2 separate regions of the Mus musculus genome follow, and region 2 is linked to region 1. A link is a loop called in an ENCODE intact Hi-C map of the cell type or tissue named here. Cell type or tissue: left cerebral cortex. All regions are shown on one strand.

Region 1 (2,500 bases):
CTGACCAACTTTGCCCTTTTCCTGACTACTGACGGCGCAAGTCAGCGATGGCCAAAGGTAGAGTGTGGGGAACCAAATTCTCCCAACAGAAAAGGGTTGTTCAAGGAAGAGAGGACAGGATGAAAGGAAACAAACAGCAACTGAAGCATGGTCAGGGTTTTTTCTCACTCAACCACAACCAGCACTGATGCCAGAAGCCAGCAGCACTCCCAGAGGAAAGAAACTGCAACAAAGTCTGAAGGAGGTGGTCAGGAACTGTGAGAGGACAGAGTTCTCAGTGGCTTACAGCTAAGGAAGAGCCAAACCCCTGAAGAAGGGCTTCATCAGAGTCAGCCTTGCTAGAGAAGGAAGTGTCAGTGGGCAGTATCTGGGAGAGGGGACCTCTTTCATTACCAACGCCAGCTCTTTCAGAGGTCACGATGCCAACACACAGCCCGTCTCTGAATACAGTTGCTGCTGACAGGAGCCGCTTCGGGACCTGATAATGGCTCTGCAGGTAAGCTTGGATGTTCGGGAGCGGGGCCTGGGGCACCAGGGGCACTTTGTACTGGCTGAAGGTGGAGGGGATATAGCAGTGCTCCCGGGCAGCATCACAGAGTATCACCAACTGGTAGTCTTCACGGTGCGCTCGTGTGCACAGGCTCTGGAAGAACTCCTCTGCCTGGCAGCCCACTTCATAGCTCAGCTGGTCTGCAAACAGCAAGCTGTAGACCTTGTGCCCCTGGGAGCCCGAAGTGAGGCAGCGCCGCAGGAGTAGTTCCACTTCCTCAATTGTGGTCGCTGGGGTGCAGAGCAACACCTCATCAAAGGTGGGCAGGGGCTGCCTGGGGGCCTGCATGTAGATGGCCAGTGCAGCTGGCAACACCTCCGAGTGGCCACACAAGATCAGGTTAGGCTGGCCAGCCTGCAGGCCTTTGGGGAGTGGCCGCTCCACAGGAGTGCCACCCATCGTGGCCAGATGAGCAAGGCATCTACCCAGGGCATCCAGGTCCAGACAGTGTGGCAGGAAGGCACTCATGTACACGAGGGATTGCATCATAATAACCTGAAGCTTGCCCATTAGGCTGGGCTCAGAAAGCAGCTGCTGGGGCAACTTTTTCATAACCTCCCGCAGGCAGTATCTGTCAGCCTTGCTTTCACAGGCACTGGTAGCTTGTACGAGGTCCTGGACAGTGCATTTGCCTTTAATGAAGGATAGCATCATGAGGGCAGCTTCACTAGGTCTGGGTTTCCTGAGCTCACTGCTTAGGTAGACCAGCTGCTCAGCTGTGTAGAAGTTGAGGTAAAAGTGTTCAGCTCTCTTCTGGGCGACCACTGTTTTCCAGTTATCTAGGAAGTCCTCCATCTGCCTGCAGAGGGCTCCCAGGAGCTGTATGACATCTCCCTTCTCTGTCAGCTGGCTCAGCAGCTCCAAGCCAAAGTTCATGAAGATGCCCCCGTCAGGGCAACAGTAGACCTTAGCAGTCCAAGTCCTGAACAGCATGTTGCCCGCGCAGTGCAGTTTTATGAAGACATGTACAAGCCGCTGCATGTTGCTGAAGACCTGGGGGAAAGGGAACCATGAGGCCAAAGCACACGCCTGTGGGGAAGACACACTACCCTACACACACCTGCCTGCTATTAAGCCTTTGGAGTGGTAAAGGGCTTAGGCTAGCTCACTTTTCACAGAAATCTGCCTAATAGTCATCACACCACAGCCTCTCCATAGTTATTCGATCGGCTTAACAAGGAGCACCCATCGCCTTTTTGCCTTTTTCTTTTTCTCTTTTTGTTTTTTTTGTTTTTTTTTTTTTTTTTTTTTGAGACAGGGTCTCAGTACGTATCCCTAGATATCCTAGAATTCACTAGGGAACCAGACTGGCCTTGAACTTATAAAGATTCCTCCTGCCTCTGCCTCTCAAATGCTGAGACTAAAGATGTGTGCCACCATGTCCAGGGAAAGACAAAGGATGTCAATGTAAAGACTGTATGGGTATGTGTGTGTTTGTATGTAAAGGCATGGTCTCGTATTTCCAGACTGGCCTCAAATTCAAGACCCTCCTACCTCAACAGGAGTATGGAGGCAGTGAGGTGATTGTTTCTAAGAATATCTGTTGGCCATCTCTTCTCCACAGCTGGTCACAGTTCCTCCTGAGGCTCCTGAGGAGGACCTGCTGCTCATAGGGTCTACCCTACTTCAGATATGTCTCTGGCGTTGTGAATCGGGGTACTACATCCTGCAGACCCATGGCAGAGCTGTGTTGACCAAAAGCCTACACAGACCCTTTCCATAGCTCAGTAACAAAAGTGACTGGCCTAGCTTGACGCCAAAGTGGCCCCTGTGGGCAGCAGCACAAACCTATCTGCTCACCTCTGAAAACTTCTCCACTTCTGTATTGCTGTTGTGGTCTTTCTTTCCAGACATGAGCATCAGCTTATTTAAAAGTTCCTTCAGTTCCTCTGTGGAGTAGGTGCGCAATGCCTCGGGGTAACCATGGCCATCAGGGAGGAGGAGGCGGAG
Region 2 (2,500 bases), 130 kb after region 1:
TCTCTCTCTCTCTCTCTCTCTCTCCTTTTCCCCTTCTCTCCTCTTGGCCACGGCTGGTCTCTCTCTCTTTATATCTCCTCTCTTTTCCCCTGCCTTTCTACAATAAAGCTCTAAAACCATAGACTGTCTCTGCTCATCAAGACCCAGACTAAGGACTTGGCCTGTGTGGGAACCACCCAGCACCCCTCCTCTTTCCCCCTGCCCCCTCTTCCTATATCTCCAGGGCCTAGTGCTGCCCCGGGGCCCCTATTCTGTTCTCAGCTCCTCCGCCGCATCCAGCGAGAACCTGGTACTGGGGGCTGCCCCTTATCCACCCCCTCAGGTGTGAGGTCAGTGGCTTCACACAACCAGATGCCCACCCGGGGCTGCGTGGAAAGGCTCTCTCCCTCCCCTCTCTCCCCCTACACCCACGGCCCCACACATGAATATTGCCTGAGTGAATGGATAAAACTATGTCAGGCTGATAGATGCTGATCAGGGTGGAAGGATGTTCTTCCTGCCTGGGTGGGAGGACCTTAGGGATTTTCATCTGCTCTTCAGGTCTCAGGCTAGTCTCCCAGGTCTCAGGCTAGTCCCCCTGATGAGGAAAAGCCACAGCCACTTTGCCAGGACCACAGAGTCAAACAGAGCAAGAACCTCACCACCTCCTGGGCAGGTGGAGCCCCCCTGGCTTCAGGCTTCTCACATCTCCACATGCCCCTGCCTCATGTAAGAAGGCTCTCCTCACTAAGGCTCAGAAATAGAAAGCTTTATATAAACCTAGGAAAGGCAAAGAACTGCTGCCGTGCCACATGAAGGAGGAGGGCCCACTCAGTCACTGCCCTTAAAAAACCAGAGGCTGGCTGGAGAGATGGCTCAGAGGTTAATTGCACTGACTGCTCTTCCAGTGGTCCTGAGTTCCATTCCCAGCAAAGACATGGCCATCTAGAATGAGATCTGGTGCCCTCTGCTGGCCTACAGGCATACATGTAGGCCGAAGACTGTATATTTAATCAAGGGCAGGCATGGTGGCATAGACCTGTAGTTCCTGGTACTCAGGGGGCAGAGTGAGGAGGTCATGAATTCCAGACCATCCTAGGCTAGGAGAGTGGCGGTGGTGGTTGGGGGAGCCTTCCTGCATGCACTAGAGAGCGTGCTAAGTGTGGTGGTGTGACACTGGGCACTGACTTCTGTTGTCCTGCAGGGAGTTGACACTGGGAATGTGCAAATGCCAGTAGGTCCTCCCCCTTCATCTGCCTGACTATGCGGAGCTTGGAGGAGCAGCAGACAGCGATTCGCTCTGCCGCTGCTCTGTGGACTTGACTTCCTGCCTTGCCCTGGCACACTCGCTGCATTGGCACCCGGTGGCGGGCAGGGAGTCGGGTGCGCTGCACCCTGCCTGCTTAGGCTTCTGGCTGAGTGCTGAGAAACTGAAGGCAATGGGTTGGGAAAAGTCCTGGGATTCTTGTGCCCATGAGCAGTGGTCTGTGACACGCCAGTCCTCCGTGTAACCCCACCTCCACTCCGCATGGACTCTCCTCCAGCCTGCTGCTTTGCAGGCCCTGGTGTGTCTAATCTTTCCTCTCCCAGGGTGGCCCACTTGGCCAGTTCTTCCATTTCCACTCATGCTACGGGGTGATTCCAAGGCGTACTCCAGCCGTCCTGGCCTCTAGGACATTAGAGAGAAGAGCAATATTGCCCAAAGTTGCCCTCTGGCTGGCCTGGGGTCAGCACCTGTCCCTTTTCCACTCTGATCACCACTACCATAAGCCATACTGTCAAGGTGTTAGCTCCTCTCAGCCTGCTGTGACCACCTTGAGTGGTGTCAGAAGCTGTGTTCCTGTTCCTGGAAGTGACTCCCAGTTGCAATCCTGAGGGACACTGGGTAACTACCAGCAGTGTGCCCTGAGGCTTTCTGCAGCGAGTTAGTTGGAGTTTCTGCTTTGTGTCTGTAGCTCCTGGAGTCTAAAGAGGTTATATATTTTTCTTTATGGTTTCTGTCTTTCAGACTTTTGTTGCACTTTGAGACAGCTCTTTATGGGTGGCTCTGGCTGGCCTGGAGCTCAGTAGAAGCTGAGAATGGTCTTGAACTTGGAATGAAACTCCTGCCTCTGCCCCTTGAGCATCAGGATCACAGGCTGCCCTGTGCTATCATGCTGGGTGTGCTTGGTTGTGTGTGCATGCGAGCTCCCTTGCCCCCCAAAGCCCAGGCTGGTTAGGAACTCATCTTCCACCTGCTTCAGCCTCCTGAGTGCCAGAGACTACAGGCGTGTGCCATTGTGCCGGGCCTGTCTTTTAGGGTAGAGACTTAGTGCCCCCCGTTGTGTGGCAACGTTCTTTGTGTTTCCTAGAACTACCTAGAGCTTTGAGTGCCCGAGCCTCAGTGAGGAGAGCCTTCTTACATGAGGCAGGGACATGTGGAGATGTGAGAAGCCTGAGGCCAGCAGGCTCCACCTGCCCAGGAGGTGGTGAGGCTCTTGCTCAGTTTGACTCTGGTCCTGGCAGAGTGGCTGTGGCCTTT

Evidence for each region. Peaks named below come from ENCODE experiments on the same cell type or tissue, not always from the same donor. Only the 100,000 strongest peaks of a DNase experiment are listed, where the experiment ranks them.
Region 2: it touches region 1 in a loop (2.1-fold over the local background); 2 of 42 quality-filtered maps call a loop at or near these places.

The regions. Positions count from the first base shown.
Region 1 is chr11:119,434,954-119,437,453 of GRCm38, reverse strand. Rnf213 (ring finger protein 213) reads right to left here. Exons shown (of 68, transcript NM_001040005.3): 25 at 2,351-2,500; 26 at 394-1,543. Among named protein-coding and RNA genes, the nearest start is that of Mir1932, 46 kb to the right of the region's middle. In left cerebral cortex, a CTCF peak has its summit at 1,356 (motif pointing right); a DNase peak (open chromatin) is centred at 1,349.
Region 2 is chr11:119,303,964-119,306,463 of GRCm38, reverse strand. No RefSeq gene overlaps it. Among named protein-coding and RNA genes, the nearest start is that of Card14, 2.6 kb to the left of the region's middle. In left cerebral cortex, a CTCF peak has its summit at 942 (motif pointing left); a DNase peak (open chromatin) is centred at 928.